2 separate regions of the Homo sapiens genome follow, and region 1 is linked to region 2. The links are chromatin loops, found by intact Hi-C in ENCODE. Cell type or tissue: ascending aorta. All regions are shown on one strand. Each heading gives the region's core, and the rest is flanking DNA. Links, peaks and the distances in the headings are about the cores only. Region 1 has its middle 66 kb from the start of NRN1. Region 2 overlaps NRN1 (neuritin 1).

The links. Peaks named below come from ENCODE experiments on the same cell type or tissue, not always from the same donor. Only the 100,000 strongest peaks of a DNase experiment are listed, where the experiment ranks them.
Region 1: a loop joins it to region 2, with 2.1 times the contacts of the local background. A loop is called at or near these places in 6 of 110 quality-filtered maps.

The regions. Positions count from the first base shown.
Region 1 is chr6:5,935,292-5,946,039 of GRCh38, forward strand. No RefSeq gene overlaps it. Among named protein-coding and RNA genes, the nearest start is that of NRN1, 66 kb to the right of the region's middle. RefSeq lists an enhancer at 2,387-2,888. In ascending aorta, for the core only: no CTCF peak of the experiment used is centred there; DNase peaks (open chromatin) are centred at 5,420 and 6,060; H3K27ac peaks cover 840 bases.
Region 2 is chr6:5,990,420-6,000,823 of GRCh38, forward strand. NRN1 (neuritin 1) reads right to left here. Exons shown (of 3, transcript NM_016588.3): 3 at 7,580-8,785. The coding sequence ends at 8,557. It overlaps LOC105374898 (a long non-coding RNA gene), which reads left to right and starts at 467. Exons shown (of 2, transcript XR_926413.4): 1 at 467-5,346; 2 at 7,397-7,672. RefSeq lists enhancers at 7,432-8,631, 8,289-9,195, 9,196-10,101. In ascending aorta, for the core only: a CTCF peak has its summit at 9,014 (motif pointing left); no DNase peak of the experiment used is centred there; H3K4me3 peaks cover 1,079 bases; H3K27me3 peaks cover 1,906 bases.

The sequences.
Region 1 (10,748 bases), core at 3,886-6,385, 59 kb before region 2:
AAAGTGAGCATAGTGACACTCACCTGCACTGTTTTGCATAGAATAGATAAGCATAAGAAACAGGACAGAGGAGGTGCCCAATAAACATTGGCCTTTCTATTTTTTTCTTTACCTTCCTGACCTTTCTATCTCTCTCCTTTCTCTCTTCTCAGGAGCATTCGGTAGTTTTATAACCAGGACCCTAATTAATGAGCTTGCTGAGAGCTGGGTGAAAGTTGCCCAAATGGAGAGGTGACGAGTAGGTGTATATTCCGTGTCAAAGCAAATGAAATTGAGCTCATTAGAAGCAAAACACCTTACAAAAGAGCCAAATGCTAAAGGCACTGTAGAAATATAAAAGAAGTCACACTCTGGAGGCAGTTCTCTGGGGTGCCCAAGTTCTAAGGAGCCACTGGAGGAGACATCGGAGCCAGCACTCACCCTTTGGCCTCCATGGTGAGCTCTCCTGGTTTTACTTCTTCCTCCTTCTGCTTCTTTCAGCTCCTTTGACAGCTCATCCTCTTCCACCCAACTTCAAATGTTACAGTTCCTCAGATGCAGCCTTGGGCCCTTTTTATGCCTCATTCCACATTCTCTTCCTAAGCAATCACATCCATGCCCATCGCTTTGGTTACCAGGCATACTCTGGTGACTTTCAAATGGACTTCTTCTGCCCAGATATATGCTCTGGGTTCTAGACCTGTCTATCCTTCTGCCTCCATGTCATCTATTAGATGTCTCAAGGGTACACCAGATAAAATTGGATAAAATAAACCAATGCTATTCATACCTGCAAACCTGGTCCTGCTGCAATGTTTGCTGACTTGGGGAATTGTGCCTGCAGCCAAGAAGTTGCCTGGAAATCATCCTTGTCTCCTCTCTTTCTCTGTCCATCCTCCATCCAGTCGATCACAAATGCAGCCACAAATTCCAATTATAAAGCTGCTAGTCTTTCTCATGAGGCTGTGATGGCCTGTGCCGGCTCTTCCACCATCCAGTTTGGCCCCACCCACTCCATTCTCCAGACTCTAAATGGAGAGATCTTTTAAATATCTCATTGTTGCACTCATTACTCACCCTGTCATATCCACTTCCTGTGGAAAACCTTTCAAAGGACTCTTATTGCTTTCAGGATGAAATTCCACATCCCTAACACCATTTATAAGGATCTACCTATCAGCTAACTTCATCCTTATTGCCTCATCTCTATTTCTGAGGACCAGCCACCCAGCATTTTTAATCTCCTGGACACACTACCATTTCTCCCACCTCAGAGCCACCACGATTGCTCTCCCTCGCTTCAGAATACTTGGCTAGTTTTTGCTCATCCATTAGATCTTATCTTAGATATGACTATGTCTTATTGGTTTTAAAGCATGTTTTCTACATTTTAACATCTCTGAAGTTAGGGTGCGTACGTTGGCATGGACTGTTGGCTGGCAGCTGCTGGGACCTTGTTGTCCCCCTGTGCACACAGCGACAGCATCAGCGTCAAAACTTGCAGGATGGGGTTAGCGGCTTGGCAGTAAGCCCCGGAGACAATGTGGAGCACTCTTTTAACTCCTAGCAAGCAAATGGTTGTAGTATGAGTGGGGGCGGGAGTGGATCCGATCTGTGTGGCAACATTCCCCAAGCAGGAATCAAAAATAGGTTAGCTCTACATAATTGCAAATTTGGCTTAAGAGCAAAGTACCAATAGCTTTTAGTTCTGTTATAGATTCTCTTAAGAAATATCATATCATCAGTGCTCTTAATGGCACAGGGAATGATATTGTGGGGAAAAGCCTAGACATTAACCACGCTGCATTGAAAGTGATTAGGAAGAAATGGATTCTGAACGTAAAGAAATTCTAGGAATTCCTTAAGAACCTATTTTGCTTATATTTCCTCTCTTAACTATGCACAAAATGATATTTAATTAAAAAAGTCAAATTAAAGGTAAAATGAATATCTTAAGTCTTAAGACAGCCTTGTGTCATATTTAATTGGAAACTTTTTTTTTTCTTAGTGGTACATACAATAATGGTGTGTCTCACATTTGGTGACATCTGAGACTTAATGAAAAACAGTCGCTCCTAAGAGCAGGCTTTGCTGACGCCTCAAATCAGGACAGGCCATCTTTTTATAAGCTCTCTCATATTCTGGTAGCTTCTTATATGACTAATAATAGCTGTAATAAATGGTAAATTAGTCATTTCATATCTGCAAGATTGTAAGTTCAATACGAAAAGAGACTGTATCGTTCATGTTCACTTCTTTTCCCAGAAGCTAGAATGCAGGGGTTGCATAAGAGATCTTCGTTTGAATAAATGAATGAGTCTGATCAGGACTATTCTCTCTTTTTTGGGCGGTGGCCCAGAAATCGACAGCTGCACCAAAATGCTTTAGGTCATGGCCCAGGTCACAGAGCTGGGAAAAAGACTGTGTGGGGGAAGAGCGAAGCTGCACAATGAGAGGCCCTTAGCTCCCCGAAAGGCAATTATAACTCCAGCAGGCACAGCGAGCTGGCAGCACCGATCCACTGCACACCTCATGGCAAGATGCCTCGTTGTTCCCTCCTGGCCTCACAGCTCTCGTCTGCTTGTCCCTCTGGGCACATTCACAATTTATCTGAAAAGCACATTGTTCCTGCCCCGGGGATTAAGGCCTCAGAGTGGCAGGAGTCGGTGTGTGAAAATGAAGGTGTGACAACGAAACACACATACACGCCCCATAACAAACCTCTTCCCTTTGAACAGTTAAAAAAGGCTTAAGAAGGCCTGTCAGCCAGTGTTTGTGTGGGTGAGGCTGGAGTTTTGTAAAGGGAGGAAGGAGTTGGACCACACTTGCCTGCACGGTGGCCCTGGGACACACGTCCCTTGGTGGGCTCCTCAGAGCTCCTCGAGGGCCACCCCAGCAGGGGACCCCGGGGGACTCTCCCAGCCTCTTGTCAGTTCTGAAGACACCTGAGAAGGAAGGTTAGCAACGAATTCACAGCCTGAACCGCTGGGAGTCTTCCCTTCATTACGCCCCCAAGCAAACGAGGCAGCGCCTGTCTGCTTTCCACTTCTGTGTCCAAGGGGATGAGCAGTCACTTGCCACAGTACCCTGGGTGTTCTGTTTTGTTCTGTTTCCATCCGAAATGGCAGTCCGTGGAAGGAGTGGGACCATGTGCTCACCAGAGACATCCCAGGCTTCAGCGGAGGAGCCCCTCCGTGGATATTCAAATGAACAGGCTCCAATCCCACACCACCTGCAGAGGGAGCCCTGAGTTCTTCCCAGACTCCACAGGGGTGGGGTTTGGTGGGGTCGGGCGGGCTCTTGCCTTTCTCACCCCATGCCTGCTCCCCATCCTCTTGGGGAGCTCTGCGTGTCACTCACCTCCTGACGTGTGACAGGGCAGTGCCATGTGGTACTGCAAGGACCCAGGTAGCCACAACTCCTCCCTGGATTCCCCACAAACTTCCTATCACATAAAGCGTCTCCCACAGGGTAGGCAGCCGGGAGGAATGTACACCCCCCAAACACAGATAACTGAGAATTGATTGTTGGGCATTTCCTTTGTTGAAATCCTCAGCCAGTTCTGCAAACTCAATTGCTCCTAGATTTTGTTTTGTTTTTAACTTAGAAAAGCTCAGCTGTCTCCAAACCCCATACCCAAGCTGGGCTCTGAGACTCCCTTTACACAACCAGTGCTCCAGGACCTCCCCATCCACCCACCTCCACTAGGAGTTTACCCTTTGATACAATTATGTCCATACCCTTTCCTCACCTTAGAAGGCAAATTCAGGCCAAATTCATTTTAATAATACTTAAGTATTTAAAAAATTGTCATTAATAATGTTTTAATAGTATTAAATATTTTTAAATAATAAATAATTTAAATGTTTAAATGGTATTTTAAATGAAATATTAAATTTAAATAATATTTTTTCTGCTGGTTTTATACTTGTGTAAATCATAATTGTTAGAGCTGGGAAGGACCTTACGGTATTTCTTCACAAGCTCCCCACTTTGCAGATGAAAAACTGAGATGCAGGTGTGTTGAGGCGCTTTGCCTAAGGCCACAGGATCGTAAATGGCTAAGCCAGGATTAGCCACAGGTCAGTTGACTTTCAACTTTTCTATGCCATAAAGCCCAGTTCTCAACCCAAATCACTGACCTGGAGCAGGTCAGTGATGCTGGTGACTGAGAAGGACCCGGGGCAAGCATGTTCACACGCACTGCATGTGTAGTGGGACTGTTTGAAGATCAACTTGCAAGGGTGCAGGATTTGCTGAGCTGCAGCAGGTTTGTGCCACGTGGGAATGCCTGCCTAATGCTGTAAACAGCTTCCTGGTTTTTTGGTTTGTTTTTGTTTGTTTTTTTTCTTTTTTTGAGATAAGGTCTTGCTCTGTCACCCAGACTGGAATGCACTGGCACGATCACAGTTCACTGCAGTCTCAACTTCTTGGGCTCAAGGTATCCTTCCACCTCAGCCTCCCTAGTAGCAGGGACTACAGGTGCATGCCACCATGCCTGGCTAATTTTTTAATTTTTTTTTTTTTTTTTGTAGAGATGGGGTTTTGCCATGTTGCCCAGGCTGGTCTTGAACTCGTGGGCATGAGCGATCCACTTGCCTCAACCTCCCAAAGTGATAGAATTACAGGCCTGTTTTTTTTTTCCCAAGAAAAACTAGAAATACGGATTTTCAAAAAATTGTACAATCTCCTCATTTGCTCAGAATTAAAACAAACACTGTATAGGCCAACTATGACCCATCTGTAAACCAAGTTCTATCCAGGGATGGACAGTGTGAAACTTCTGCTATAAGAAAATCTTACTGGCCAGGCTAGGTGGCTCATGCCTGTAATCCCAGCAATTTGGGAGGCCAAGGTGGGCGGATCACGAGGTTAGGAGTTTGAGACCAGCCTGGCCAACATGGTGAAACGCTGTCTCTACTAAAAGATACAAAAAAGTAGCCGGGTGTGGTGGTGCGCACCCATATTCCCAGCTACTCGGGAGGCTGAGGCAGGAGAATCGCTTGAACCTGGGAGGTGGAGGTTGCAGTGAGCTGAGATCATGCCATTGTATTACAGCCTGGGCGATAGGGCAAGACTCTGTCTCACATAAATAAATAAATAAATAAATAAATAAATAAATAAATAAATAAATAAATAATAAAAATAAAATCTTACTGCAGAATGCTTCCCCAAAGGGTCCCTCTCCTGACTGGTTCTGTGCTTTTCTCCTGAGGTTTCCTACTACTTCCTGCCCCCTCCCAGTGCCCCTCACCATGTTCGAGCCAACTCCTCGTGTTCCTCTCTGTAGCCCCCTAGACCCTTCCTTTTTAAGCCCATAGGAAGGGGCCTTCCCTGTAAGCTGCTGAGCTCCAGCCTAAAGGTGCCAGTGGTCCAGCCTGGCTTAATTTTCCCTCCAACTCGCCTTCACTTTGCTGGCTAGATTGCAAAATGAGTCATTAAATTACATTCCTAAATTCACTGGGGACCAGACTAGAGCCAACCATGGTGAGCAAAATGCCTTGGAATGTTGGAGCTGTCTCAAAGGAATCACAGGGAAATGAATTTTGCCTTATGTAGAATTTAACCAAATGGTAATCAGAAGTAATCAAAATGAAACACATAGCTAAATAACAGCTTTCTTTGAATGCAGAAAGCCATGAATATATCTGGCATGCTTTGCTAAAAATACTGGGAGAGCAGTTCTGAGAAGTAGTCTGTCCCTTGCAGAATTCTTCATGAACTCCTGAAGCTACAGGTGGATTTCACAAGTGTAGCCCACTTCTGAAGTTATGACTGCACCCTCAGCCAGTCCTTTCCTGAACCAGGGGTTGCACACTTTGAAGCTCGCAGGGACTAGAGTTACAAGAATGCAATAGGCCAGGAAGGGTTCTGATGGCCTGAAGATGGGGCAGGTATTACTTGGATCTGGTTGATTATGGACTGCAGGCCCAGTGCTGCCACACCTTCTGGTTTTTCATGAGAAGTTAGACATCTGAATTTTTGTGTGAACTCTGGCTTATTAAAGTTTGGCAACGAATTGAAGTAAAAACAAAACACCTTTCCAACCATAGAAGAGCTCTCTCTCTGAGGGCATGATTCAGCCGTGGGCTGCCAGAGAGCAACCTCTACGTGAAGGAGAGGGCCAAGAAACACTCAAAAGAAGCCAGATAACTTAGGTTGTTGCTTCCAAATGCTTCCAAGGAGTTACTCATCCAGGATTTTAGATTTACACACAGTCACATAAGGACGCACTGTTTGAGGCCTCATTCTCCTAAACCTCCTTCTAAACAGGGATGCCACGTGCCACCTGCATCCTTTTTAAATATGTACCAACCTTGATTGGACATACCTATGAAGAAGGAAACTAACAAGTGTGATTAATGTCCCTGGACCTCATTGTACTTGGTCTCAAACACCTGGAGAAGGCCAACAGCACTCAAATCATTCTTCTTTCTCCTCTACCTCACCGCACTTCATTTGCTCACAACCAGATTCTCTTCAAGGTTGAATTCATTCCTTTGCAGTAGCCATACCTGTCCTGCAACAGAGCTACCCTCTGCCTACATAGGACCCCTGGGTATATTCAGTAAAGGTTGAGGTTACTGTGTTTTGCATTTTGTAATTTGTGTTGTGTTTTGTGGTTGTCATACCGAGGCTCACAAGGAAAAGCTTGTATTTTCTCCTGGATGGGGAGTAGTAGCTATTCCTACTGACAGTCACATGAAAACAAGTTTGGTCCTTATTCAGAAAACCAGAATGGAGAAAACAAGACTCTGGGGGCAGGAAAAAAAAACTGCTTTTCTCTAAACAAAATTTGGTTAACTCAACAGTGTTTACTAAGTGTGTCAGTAAGCACTCAATATGTGTCAGGCAGTTACTGTGTGACACACTGACCATCAGAGTCGAGACTTTGGACTTATCTTTCAGGTGGCTCCTCAGAGAGGGAAGTAGCAATGGCCTTCATAAGAGAGGGAAGGAGGGAAAACTGATTAGGCCTCAAATGGAACATGAGAAAGTAGTAGTTTGTAGGGCATATTTCAGTTTCTTGTGACTATATTTCTTTTCCTAGTCAAAATCTTTAGTAAAATTCCAGCTCTGTCTCAGCCATGCTATTGGGTATTGATGTGAAGGTCGTGTTTTCTCATTTGAGTCAGAGATTTACTTACAAGGGTGAGCAGTGTCCTTCCCAAAGGCCATCATGATGGTGGTTGCAATAATGTGGAGAGGTCCAAAGGGAAAGAAATATTAGGATACCATAGCCAAGTGTTTGGAAATCAGCTTTCTCTTTGTAGATAGATTTTTGCTCTAGTTAATGGCCTTAGAGGATGTAAGGTTTATTTTTTATTAAGTAAGTTGGAAATTTCCTATGCAGAGATGAATCACTCTTATAGGAAATATCAAAGAACCATTCTCCTTTCCAGGGTCTTATTTTTATGCCCCAAAGTGAATTTCTCATTTTTGCTCCAAGCCTGCTACTCCTCTCATGTTCCTATCTTAGTTTTGACATCACCATCCAGTTAATGACTCAGGATGAAAACCTCAGAGTTGTGGTCAACACCTTCCTCTCTCTCCTTCACCCCCTCCTTAACTCCTTAATACTGTATTCAAATATTTGCAGTTTTGTTGAGCAGTATTTCAAACTGATGCTCCGTGAAACACAGGAGATGTTATTGGAGGCATTATGAGAACAGTAGTCTTTGGCCAATAAGTTTGGGAAACACTACAAGTTATAGCTCTCTTTTAGAGATTATCATATAAAATGCTTTGAGAAGTTCTGCAATTTAGAAACCTGTTTAACTTCATCAGCCACAGAGTTTTCCACACATTAAAAAAACATATAAAAATTATCAGCATTTCTGTTAGTAGTCTGCATAACTGTGGTTCAGTACTAACTATAATCTGGAAAATTCTGTTAGAAATGTACCCCTGCAAAATCTCTCCCAGAGGCATTTATTGCTCATGTTTTTTTGTGATTCTCTTCTTACCTAGACACTTGCACAAGTATCTTAATTATTCTCCCTGCTTTCAGTCTCTACCAACTTAAGTCCATTTTTTTCTTCATTTACAGTTATGTCCTCTCAAAATACAGTTGTGATTAAACTTCTCTTCTACTCAAAAATCTTCTGTGGCTTTCATACTGCCAGCAAAATAAAGTTCTAGCTACTTACTGTTTTAAGGGCTCAGGTCAATGCAGACTGAAAACTGACTCCATTTGCCAAGTTCTGAAAGACAGTTAGGAACAAAATTTCTTACAGCATCTGGAGCCAAAGATAGTTCAATACAATAAACAAGGAGAGAAACAAAGGCCAAGAATTTTCCAATATTGATGACAGACAACAAATCATAGATCCATGAAGTTCAGAAAACACCAACACACTTAGGTGTATCAAATTGAACTTACTGAAAATGAAATACAAAGGGAAAATTTTGAGGGGGGAAAAAGAGACAATAATTAAGATACTGGTGCAAGTGTCTAGTCTGTGTTCCTATGGAGGAACACAGACAAGTATTACAGCAGACTTCTCAACAGAAATCATGAAAGCCAAAGGCAATGGAACAAGATCCAAATTCTATACCCAGTGAAAATATCTTCCAAAAATGCAGGAAAAATAAAGACTCTCTCATACAAACCAAAACTGAGAGAATTCATTTCCAGAAGGCCTACCATGCTAGAAATGTTAAAGGAAGCTCTTAAGGCAGACAGAAGATGATAACAGAAAGAAGCTTTGATCCACACAAGGATATATGGAATGCTTTAAATGGAATAAATAAGGCAAAAGAAATTCATTCTTCTATTGTTTTTAATTACTTTAAAATATAAAGTAAAAATGTCTGGGAAGAAGAAGGGTAAGAGTGTGCAGCTCTCATTTTTGGATAAGGAAGGGAGGTCAAGAATAGATTAGGCAAATAAGTATTAGTTTGGTGCAAAAGTAATTGTAGTTTTGGACCATGAATTTTAAGTCATTATAACTAGGCCAAACACATCTTTATTAGCCAAAATAGGAACCATTACATTCAACACATTTTTCCTAATGAGAAATAAGTTTATTTCTGTAGCACAAAAAACCATCCTTCAGGATTTGGTGAACTCTTGGAAAGCATTTTCTACCTTCTGCTGGTTTTGAAAATGTTTTTCCTGCACAAAGTTGTTGAGGTGCTTGAGGAAGTGGTAGTTGCTTGAGGAGAGATCAGGTGAATATGGCAGATGAGGCAAAACTTCATAGCCCAATTTGTTCAACTTTTGAAGTGTTGGTTGTCTGACATGTGGTCAAGTGTTGTTGTGGAAGAGAATTGGCCCTTTCTGTTGACCAACGTTGGCTGCAGGTGTTGCAGCTTTCAGTGCATCTCATTGATTTGCTGAGCAGACTTCTCAGATGTAATGGTTTTTCCAGGATTCAGAAAGCTGTAGTGGATCAGATTGGCAGCAGACCACCAAATAGTGACCATTACTTTTTTTGATGCAAGTTTGGCTTTAGGAAGAGCTTTGGAGCTTCTTCTCGGTCCAACCACTGAGCTGGTCATCGCTGGTTGTCGTATAAAATCCACTTTTCATCACATGTCACAATCCAATTGAGAAATGGTTTGCTGTTGTTGTGTAGAATAAGAGAAGATGACACTTCAAAACAACAACTTTTTTGATTTTCACTAGCTCTTGAGGCACCCACTTATGGAGCTTTTTCACCTTTCCCATTTGCTTCAAATGCCAAATGACCATAGAATGGTCGAGGTTGAGTTCTTTGGCAATTTCTCGTATAGCTATAAGAAGATTAGCTTTGATGATTGCTCTTAATTGGTTGTTGTCAACATCCGATTGCTGACCACTATGTTCCTCATCTTCAAGGCTCTTGTGTCCTTTGCAAAACTTCTTGAACCATCACCACACTCTATGTTCATTAGTAGTTCCTGGGCCAAATGCATTGTTGATGTTGCGAGTTCTCTTTGCTGCTTTATGACCCACTTTGAACTCGAATAAGAAAATCACTCCAATTTGCATTTTGCCTAACATCATTTCCATAGTCTAAAATAAATATAAAATAAACAGCAAGTAATAAGTCATTAGCAAAAAAATAAAGTAAGAAATGCACATTAAAATGATGTATAACATAACCACATTTATTTAAGACTATATTCCAATATCAAATGGCAAATTTCAGCAATGCAAAAACTGCAATTACTTTTGCACCAACCTCAAAACTTGGGACAGTTGTCAGGTCAAGATTTTGTTTCAAGCAATGCTGGAAGCTGAGGGATCATAAGCATTTGTGTGAAGACTGGTAGGCTGGTTTATAGCCAGAGGACCTTCTCTCAACAAGATTCTCCACTTGTGAACTCCAGCCCTTCTTCCTATCTATGCTTCTTGCCACTTCTCTTCCTTTACCAGCCCATGATTTCAGACATAAGGATACCCTGTTGGAGCCCACATTACTTGCCCTTTTTTGGGTCCTACATGTTACTCACCTGTTTCCCTCCACTTCCATCTCTACCTATTATATTCCCTTCATTTTTCAGCATCCAGGTAAAATGATATTTCCTCTAAGAAGCACTTTGTAGTCCACCAATTAAGGTAGATTTCTCCCACTCCTGTGACCCATGAAAATTTTATTGTACTAGCTATAATAATCTGACTTATATTGAACTTAGCTATTTATGAGGTTTTCTCAAGCTCACTGTAATCTCCACAAAGGTAGCCACCATGATGTAGTCATGTTTGAATCCTCCCTTCCTAAATACTCCCTATACGCCACCTAGCCCAAGTATTAATTACTGATGGTTTGTGACATAGACAG
Region 2 (10,404 bases), core at 7,905-10,404:
GTGCTTTGATGTTCCTTATCCCCTTCAAAGTTGCCTGTTTTGAAGAATTTGTGTTTGGCCAGAGTTAAATGACCCACTTTGCTTGGGATTTCTCTCCCTGCCTCAGTGAGAGCGCAATCCAACTTGTTTCAGGTGACACCCTGAGGAGACAAGCAGAGGACTTTGAGGACTATGAAAGCCATTTTTTATAGTCACTTGCTGAAGCTCAGCTGACCCTCCCAGGAAATGGAAAGATTGAGGCAGGCCCAGGCACTGCAGTCTGTGGCAACCGGGTCAGGAAGGCGCGCTGAAGTTAATTATCCAGCCTGGCATCCCCACAAGCTTGCTTGTTTGGTGTTGCTTCTTTCTTAATCAAGAAGAGACTCCCATGGTGGTGTCTTAATGTAAACAAAGCAATTTGTGACTTGATTAACAAATCAAGGATGGACAAACATGTCCTTTTCTCCCTTCTCCTCTTTACTAGGGACTTGGACTATTTTAAGGAGTGTCTCTCGATGTGAAAGGCAGTGGCTGCCTGAGGTTTGTCTGGTTTGGTGTCTTCCTGTGTTTCTCCCTTCTTACCACATCCACAGCAAGGGATTCATTCTAGGCATTCCATAGAGACTGAACCCATTCCTTCTGTGTCCTGGGAAATGTAAAAGTTGGAAATGCAACCCCCATTAAAAGCAATTCAACATGTGATTTGTCCAGGTGATGAGGTATGTAGCTAATATTAGTCGCCGTGATTTATCGAGAGAATAACTACCTGGTGATAGATTTTTCATGAATGTATCTCAAGTCATCTATCACTGTGACAATGAACTTTTCATATCTGGGCAGGCCTGTGATGGTTACAGAAACCAATAACTCCTTTAATAGAACTGCATGTCCATTAAATTACTGGAGGGAAAGAAAGAAAACAGGAAGGTCTTACAGCTAAAAAGGGCACAACATAGGGGAAAAAATAACAAAAAAAGATTCTATGACGAGACATTGTGAAAAATCAACACAAGGTTTTTGTTTTGTTTTGTTTTGTTTTTTGTCCTTAGAAATTAATTCTACAATGTCTTCTTTTTCTCACAAACACCATCACCCCACGTTGAAATGAAGCTGCTGTCTCCTCTGAATGCACACATGGACAAAGAAGGGCCCTGAGAAATCCCTAGTACACATACATCCTGAACCCTCAGGCCTCACTGGTGTGATGTGTTCCCTTAACTAAACTGGTACAGTGCAAATAATGACTTGTACTAGTTTTCTATTTGCAGTTTTAACAAATTTCCACAAATTTGATGGCTTAAATAATAGGATTTTATTATCTTGCCATTAGTTCTGAAGGTCAGAAGTCTGACATTGGTTACTGGGCTAAAATCACTGGGGCGCATTTCTTTCTGAAGACACTAGGGAGGAATCAGTTTTCTTTTTTTTTTTTTTTCTAGTTTCTAGAGGCTGCCCAAATTCCTTGGTTTCTGGCCTCTTCCTCTATCTTCAAAGCCAGCAAGGGTGGGTTGAATCTTCCCATCACATGACTCTGACCTCTTCTTTTTTCCTCTTCCACTTTTAAAGACCTTTGTTATTACATTGGCCTCTAGGGATAATCCAGGATAAACTCCCTATTTTAAAGGCAGCCGATTTAGCAGTCTAATTCCACCTGCAACCTTAATTCTCTTTTTACCACATTAACTAACACATTTACGGGTTCCAGGGATTGAGTCACAGACATTTTTGCAAGGACGTTTTTCTGCTTACCACAGGACTTAAATTTATTTGTTGTGTTTTTTCTTTGTGTTTCTTTGCCTCAAAATAGTAATAGAACAAGCAAAGCGAAGTGATCTCTTAAGGCAGGTTCCCCAAACAGGTTAGCATTCAAAGGTCAGCTCTCGCTCTTGCTCCTTGCTGGTCTTAGGCAAGTTACTAACCTCTCTCCAAACCTCAGCTCATCATCTGTAAAATGGGGATAATACAATCCTCTTACAGAAATTGTGAAGGAGATGGGATGATGTTTGTAAAGCTTCACCGTAACACCTAGCATGTAGTAAGTGCTCAATGAAAGTTAAAGTTTTTAAAAAGTTAGAGTAAATGTGGTGGGGTGGGAGTGATGAGAGAGAAGAGACAGTGCAATCTAGATCTCTGTACCCTGAATCCCCCTAGATGGTTCAGCCTTCCTTGTCGCTCTCCATGGGTTGGATCCTGCTCACAGAAGCCTCTCAGACTCTCTGGGTGGGTGGGAGAGGAAAAGAAAAGTTCAGCTGTCATCTTTGCCGCCCTTGTTCTGTGGTTGCTGTTTTCTTTTCCTTTGCTGCCTCCTTCCATCGCTGGCCCTCCACTGCAGACAGGCCGGGGGATCGCAGCCTCGGTGCAGAGCTGGCTCAGGCTGAGTGTCCCGAATGGAAACTGCAGGAGCAGTGGGGAGACATGCAGCTGAGCCCCACCTCTGCCAGTTCACAATCACTCACTGAGCCAGCCCAGCACGGTCCAAGCCCTAAACTCCCCGAGGCATTTTGATTAGATTAGCCAGTGAGAGCCAGGGTCTTCCAGGACTAGTTATGCCTGACTTTGCACAAAAGTCACTCCCTGCGAAGCCCTTGCCACTGCTCCTGGGGAGGGGAACCCAAAGTCCAGCTGACCCTTCCCCACCAGTGCAGGAGGACACTCTGGTGGTGATCAGGGCCTGGGAGGGACCCAAGGAATCTAATGCAGATGGTGGGAAAGCCTGACCTTCCAGAGCAGCAAGGTTACTTACTGGGTTGACAAAAAAGGCAAAAAGTGTTAGCATACAGTGTTGATAAGGATGCAGGGAATCTCTACATCCTTTGGGAAAGTAAACAAACATCTTCTCAAATGAAAAGCACACATACATACCTTTCTGCCCAGCAATCCAACTTTGATCAAGCCTATTGTATTGAAGAAATTAAAATACTAGTACATAACGTTGTTTGAACAGGAATATTTATGAACACAATACTTATACAGTACAAAAAACCTTGAAAAACTTAAATATTCATCAATAGAAGGAATTATGTCACCATTTAAAAGGAGATATTTAACTATTGCTCTTGAGGAATTTGGTTGCAGAGAAATACATATTACAATTTTGCAGAAATGAAACAAAGCGAAACCCAAAGCCAACCTCCATATATGTATGTGTGTATATGTGTGTAACAGCACGGGGAAAGGCATGGAAGAACACACGTCAACCTGCTACCATTTATTAGTGGAGGGAGGATGTTTTCTTCCCTCTCTGTACTCTTGAATTGCTTCATTGTTTACAATAACTTCATTACATTTTTCAATGTTGGGAGAGGAATTTAAGATAAATGGTGGGAGTGAGCGGGGGCAGGGAAGAGAAGTTGTCAAGGAAGATACAGGAGAAATCCCATGCTGGGAGAACCTGGCCACTCTAGTTGGGGGTTTGCAGAAAGCAAAAGCCAGGGGTCTGGCCTGGGCACTGAGGGGGATGGGGTGGAGTAGAGTCTGGGGGTGCACACATTGTTGAGCGACCTGGCTATTTGAACTCAAGGAGCTTATCTAGAACATCCTTTGAGAAGGCCAGAGAGGATGATGGATCACTGGGTAGTAGCCTGCAGTAAGAGGAATTTAAAACGCTTTACCATAAAGAATAACTGCTCCCAAAATATTAAAAGAATGAGGTTCTCAAGGTTATTTTGAAGAATTCGGTGAGATCCACCTGAGGAAATTAAATTAGTACTACCTAGCACGAGGTAACTGGCATGTTGTCCGAAAGAGCTTTACCTATACTGTCTCATTTGATACAAGGTACAATCCTATGAGGTAAGTATTATTATCGTTATTTTACAGAGGAGGAAACTGAGGTATAGCGGGGTTCAGTATCCCGCCCATGGTCATGCAGGTGGGAACAGGAGTGTTCCGGCTCCGAAGTCCTGGCTCTTGGAAGCCACACTAAAGGCTGCGTCCTTCCAGGGCGCAACTCTGGGCGCAAATGTTACACTCTCCTCCCCTCACCCGGTGGGGGTGGAGTGGGGAGAAAGGGCCTTCTCCGTGCGCCTGCCGGGATGGCCGGAGTTCGGTGGGGCCAAGCTGAGGTTCCTCTCCTGGGGCTGGGCAGGGTTTGGGCTAACTCTTCTCCCGCCGGCATTCGGGTTTGGGGGCCGAGGCTGCCCAAGAGTTAACCTCCAAAAGGGCCCTGCAGGGGGTGCTTTCTCTACACTGTTCTTCTCTTGGGTAGTGGAGGGGTTGGTGGGGGAACCACAAGCTACAAGATTACAAAGTTGCTAGACTCCTTAGCCTAGGGAGGTACGATGATTTGGGACCGGGTGTGGAGGTGTGGGCGGGGTGGGGGGTGCGGTGTCTTCCGGAGCCCTAAGCTGGCGTCCTCAGCCGCTCCTTTCCGTTCCTACCCCCCACCCCCAGCTCACCACTTCGTTTTCACGTCTGGGAGGGGAGCGGGGGGCGGTGATGGGGAGGAGACCAACGCTTTGATTTCCCCTGGTAGGTGTTCTGAGTGGCTAGGGATCCTTCCCTCGCGTGCCCCTGGGTCGGGGCGGTAGACAGCTCCAGAGGATGGACGGCCAGCGTGAAAGCTAGAGCTCGTGTATTGTAGGGAAAAGTGGGGGTGGCGGGGAGATAATGGTTGAATACCTTCCTGATATTTGAGGGAGAATTCGGCAAGGGGGAAATCTCTGGCTCCATCTTTGGCTGACTCATCGGATTTCCTGGGGTGGGCTCCGGGAGAAGGCTCGGGGCTGGCGCTCCTGCCTCGGTCCGTCCAGCACCAAGACGCCAGGTTCCCGGCGGCCCTGGCCCTCTGGGGGTACTGATTACAGTGGAAAGATCTCTGCGTCCGCAGAAGGAGAATTTGTGTCAAGGTTCTTGTGCGCCTTTTCTTCTCTGGGGGTTCTGAATGAAAATAAGTCCCAAGGTCATCTTTGTCCCTTAGCTCTTGCCCAGAGCTCTATCTGCGTCTCCAAGCTTCTCCATCATCTCCTTTTGTGTTTCAGGTGATCGCCCACCTTTCTTCCCTTCTAACCCTACTTCCGGATCTTTTTCCCCCTCGTTTCTCCCCGTGTCCCCCATTTTCCACGCTCGAGTCCTTTTTCTCGTGCCAGTTTCCTCCCTCCGTCCGATTTCCTTTCCCACGGGCCCTGGAGTTCCTCGGGCCCAGGCAGGGCTCTGGAACTGGCCTGACATGTTCATAATAAGGATTGTCAGACACGGTACTCAAGTGAACTACCTTGTCTTGAACTTACTAGGACAGAGGATGTGATAAAGGAGGTCCTTCTCTAATCCCAACAGCTCCTCAAAGGCTCGAAGCCAGCCTGAGTGGGCCACTTGAAGAGCCACGGGCTGTGGGAAGATACGGAGAGGCTACTCCGACGTGGGGAGGAGGTAGGTATGACGATGTCCTCTGTGCCTGAAGCCCACTCCGTCCCACTCCCAATACTCCCACCATCTCATCAGTGGGGCATGCTCGCCCTGGTTAATGTCATCTCCCTGAACTGCCAACGAGGCTAGCAGCTTTGCTGCTTAAAACCGGTAACATCAACCAACATATGGAGATGTCATCATGATTAAACGGCAAATTATAGCCGAAGACGGCGCGATAATAATCTAAACAATCACCACAAGAAGAAACGTTCTCTAACGCTCCAGTTGCGGAAGCCTGCGTTTCCAAGACTCGCGGCCCTGCGTTCCCAGGGATATCTCCGTGCTCACGTGAGCGTGGTCCTCGGCTTGGGACAGACAAGGGAGCCCCAGACAGGACGATAAGGTTTGGAGATTCCCAGGGCGATCTGGGACTCCGTGGCGTGGGGGCTTGGAAGCGCGTGGAGGGGCTGAGAGAGGGGAGAGGGCGCCCTTCCTCTAGGGCGGCCCCGTCTGGGAAGCAGTTGGAACAGCAGTAGGAGCCAGGGGTTCCTAGAGAAGAACCCTGTTAGGAGAGCAGACCAGCCCGCGCTCCCAGTCCCCGCCCCCTCGCCCCTTCTGCCCCGCCCTTAGCCTGCCTCTTCCTAGATCTTCCAGGACATTGATTTCCGAGTAGGAAGCCCGCGCTGCTAGGGGAGGGGCGTCCTCTGTGGGTCGTGGGGGGGTTTCCCTTCTCTCCACAGTCGGAGCAGAAGGGCGCCTGCCTTTTATTTTGACAAGCAATGGGCTTAGTTGTGAGCACTTGTTTGCCCCCAATATGTAGAGGAAAAGATACTGATAGGAGGCGGCGTGCTACGATGGCAAAAATGGAGAAGACCCTCCCTCTTTATCCTGGTTCTCCTCCTTGTTAAATAGATTCGTATTTAAGATAGGCACAGACATTCTAATTTGAATTCCAGGGGTTGAACTCCAGTTAGAATCATCCTATTTATACGCAGACCGAAAATAACCATTGAAACGAAACCAACAAAATGCAACTATTTTCCAAAACCCCGAGCGTTTGCTGGTGGGTGACCACCCCGCGCAGGTAGCGCGGATCTGCTTTGGTTTTGACTGAGAACCCGGGTTTTGACTGAGACCTCCGTCGGGAGGAGGGGACTGGGTGGGAGTTAGCGGGCGAAACGATTCCCCGGAGTGGCCCCGAGCGGCGCGTGCGTGAACGCGCGGCCGTAATATATGCTGCCATTAAGAATCCGTGCAGCTTCCAGCGCTCCGGGCGCAGGGACGCATGTGTTGCTGGAATTCAATCCGTGGGGGGAATGCAGATTGGGCTGCGACTCACTGGGTTTGATTTATGAACTGTTACACTAGCAATTGTTTACACATTGCATTTCAGAGCCCGGGCCCACCCTCCCCGCAGCGGGCGGCGGGCTTCGTGCGGGAACCTGCTGCAGCCCCCTTGGTCTCTCTCCATCCTCCTCCCTTCCCCCGTCCCCCCCCCCCGGGGCCCCCGCAGCTTCCTCCCACAGCCACCTTCTCCAAGAAATCAGATTTCGATTTCTCTGAACCCAGAGACCTGCATGCAGTTCTTTCTCCCCCGCCTACTCCAGGCCTGCAGTCCCCGGACCCGGGTCGCCTCTGCCCATTTACTCCGGAATGTTTACTTCTCTTTAAGGCCATGCGGGGCCTATAAATAGGAGAGGTGGAATCAGCCCCACTGCCAGATCAATAGGGCCCGTCTCCTCGCCATTTCAGCTGAGCTGTCTTATTAATTATGAAAGGATTCACCTGATCCCTGCCAGGGAACACAGCCTCTCGGCCCCTCTGCTGGAGCCCTTAATGGCGGTTCCTTCGCAAGCTGCCTCTGGCCACCGCACAGGAAGAGGCGAATCGTGGTTAGGCCGAGCCTGCGAGGATCGTGGTTAGGGCTCCGGCCCGCCTGAGGCGGGGGCAGACGGCCGGCCACTGGCATTGTCTGCCTGTGCGAGCAAGCCCAGTTCCTCTAAATCTCAAACAGAAAGAATCTCTGCTTTGTAATTAATTTAAAAACAACTTTCATTTTCTCTTTTTTAAGGAAGCACGGTTTCGGGGAAGTGGCCAAGTGGCTTAAGTGAGGAGGGTCTGCTTGAAGGTGGCAGGTCTGCTTGAAGCGGCTTCCTGAAGAGGTGAGCTTATCACCGGCATCCTGTGTCCCTTCAGGTTCCCTGAGAACTGGGTCAAGAAAGCAGGTTGGGGTAGGAAACAAACGACACCCCCATTTCAAACAATAACTTTTATTTTATACTTCTCTATACTTTGTAGCAAATCTTTTTTTGCTGAATTTAATTTATAATAAACTTTTTAAATTACATCTCTCTCTCTTTTTTTTTTAAAATCAAGGCTCTTTTATGTCAAAATCTTTTTTTAGCTATATTTTAGATTAACATTTAACATCCCCCCCTTGTGATCTATACCGTTGGATATTCAGGTATTACTGTGTGTGTAACAGCTAAAACAAGAGGGAGGAGGGAAAATAAAGGCAGTGAACTTGGACGGATGCATCAACAACAGCAGATAAAGCTAACCCCTCAGTGACCATAGCAGCATGTCTTCTGGAAGCCTTTACTCTTACCCCAGAGATTTCCTCAGCCCCTTCCCTCTCTCCCTCCTATCCTCCAAACACAAAGCCAACAGTCTGTCCTTTCGCTTTTCTTGAGGAGAAATGTGCAGTGGAAATGATCAAAACAAGATACTGTGGAAGAACGACGTGAGCGTGAATTATTCACCGTATGTTTCGTCCGTGGACATCTCTCTTGAATTCATTCCCCTGGCCTTCTCCTCTCCTCGCCTTCCTATTAGGAGGAGCCCATCATTTTTCATGTTACTAGCATGATTAATATAGTAGGTGGCCCAGGGCCGTTCCTGAGATTCTTTTGCCAACAAAAAAAATTAATAATAATAAAATTAAAAAATGGGGTGGGTTTGCCGTTTTCTTATTTGTGTGTGAAGACGGACTAAAGCTGAGGTCCGATTTTGGCTGTGCTTGCTTGCTCACTGATTGGTAACATTTGGCAAATAAAACACAAGAAATCAAACGAAATAAAAAAGAGAATCAGGATTTCCCACAATCCTATATGAGTGTTTTCAGCATCACAGAGAATCACAACGTCCCCAAAGAACTAATGGATCTTCCTCTCGATTTCCGGGAGCATGGAGTGAGTGTGGGTGGGCGCGCGGGGGGAGCTGGCCCCACGCTCAGAAGGAAAGCCAGGTCGCTAAAGCTGCCGAGAGAGACACCAGGAGCACCGGGAACGCCGGGAGCAGGGACCCCGCCGCCCCGTTGCCGCTGCCGCAGAGTTCGAATAAGCTGCCTTGGATGTTGAGGTTTTTGGATTCTTTTCTCAGTTTATCCCACATATCTTTCGCCCCTTCCTGGCAATCCGTAAGGGCTGTGACCGTGCAGCTGTGGAAATCCTCCCAGTATCTGGTGAGGAACAGAACAAAACAGAACAAGCAGGTTCACTTGGGACGCCGGGAACACCCCGGGCTTGCGCCCCTGCGCCTCCCCGCTGGCGGCCCCGCCAACTTCCCGGGGTGTCCCCTCCCTACCTTCTCTTCACCGCCCTGGCGCCTGGCCTGCGCGAGGTCGGGACTCGCGGGACCTCCGCCTACCCCAGAAGCGGCTGTCTAAAGCGGGGGTGGGGGGGCGCCCCCTCCTGTCTGGTTTTCCCTTCCAGTTGCCGGGAGAGGACTAGGCAGCCGGGAGCCGGGCCGTGCACCCGCTGTGGCGCGCTGGCACCTCGGCCTCCGCAAACAGATTGCTCGCCCTCCTCGGGGAAAGCTAGGAAAACAGTGCTAAGCCTCGCAAGCTGCCGCCCATTAATGCCTCTTAGCTTGCAAGATGGGTTACTAGCTCTGAGCACGGCCCTCCCCTCGGGGCTTCTTACATTCTCCTCCCCCTCGCCCCTTCTGTCTCCCTCCTTCTCCACGCCGCGGTACTCTCGCCTTCGCCCTCATTCTCTCCCTCCACCTACTACCTCTTCCTTTTGTTTTCCGTTCTCCTGAATTTCCCTTTCTTTCTTTTTCCGTTCCGTCTGCTTTCCTCTCTTCTGTTCCCCACTTCCTCTTCCTCCTTCCCACAACCTGCCTGGATCCTCCTTGCTCTCCACAGTTCCCGGCTCAGATTCGGCCTGGAGACTCCTGCCTGCCTCTCTTCTCCCCGGGGTCGGTGAGTGTTAGTGGCCGAGCACCTGGGGCCGGCCTCGTAGCCTTCATCTGCTCTTGCGAATCCAAGTGTCCCAGGCCTGCGCGTTGGGTCCCTCCTGTTTCTCCCTCCCCAGTCTTTTCCGTGGGCTTGGGCCCCATGGGGCTTCCTCCCCACAGCTTTCAGGATGTAGCGCCAGCCTCCAAGGCCGGAACTGCGGGGAAGGCGTGGTGCCCACCTCTGCCAACCTTCGAGGACTCCCCACCCTCTGTCCTCCTCTTGCGGTCAGTTCACGGAGCCTGGCGCCTAACTCAACCACTTCCTCCTCCCAGGCTCAGCTCCTAGACCCACCCCCACAACCTTCATCCAACCTGTCCCTTTTGACTGTCCCCCTTTCTTCTGAAAACCCAAAATAGATCCTGAGACTAAATATAATCCCAACCCGTGATCGATTCCTGGGGCGCTGTCTCCTTTCAGAGCTGGGTCGGTCTGCGCCTCTCTGTAACTCCGGGCTGGTCCCCACCTGCCCCGGGCCTTGAGCACCAGGTCACAGGCACCTGCCTTCTACATGGTTTGGTTGTATTTTCTCCTCTCTCTTCCTTCTGCTGGCTGGCCTGGACTGTAAGCACATTGAAGGCAGGCACTGTGTTAATTTATGAGTACTGGAGGGACACAGAGCTTCCAGGTTCCTCAACTTGTAATAAACAGCAACATTTGGACATTAGGAGGCCCAGGGAGGACAGCTTTCCTGCAGACTGTCTGTGGAATTGCCCCTGCTAAAGGATGCCTAAATTGCTCTTTTTTTTTTTTTTTTTTTTTTTTTTATGTACGCCCAGATGAGGGCAGAGTTCTGAGGGACCTGGTAGAGAAGGATAGACTCCACCTGGGGCTGGGCAGAA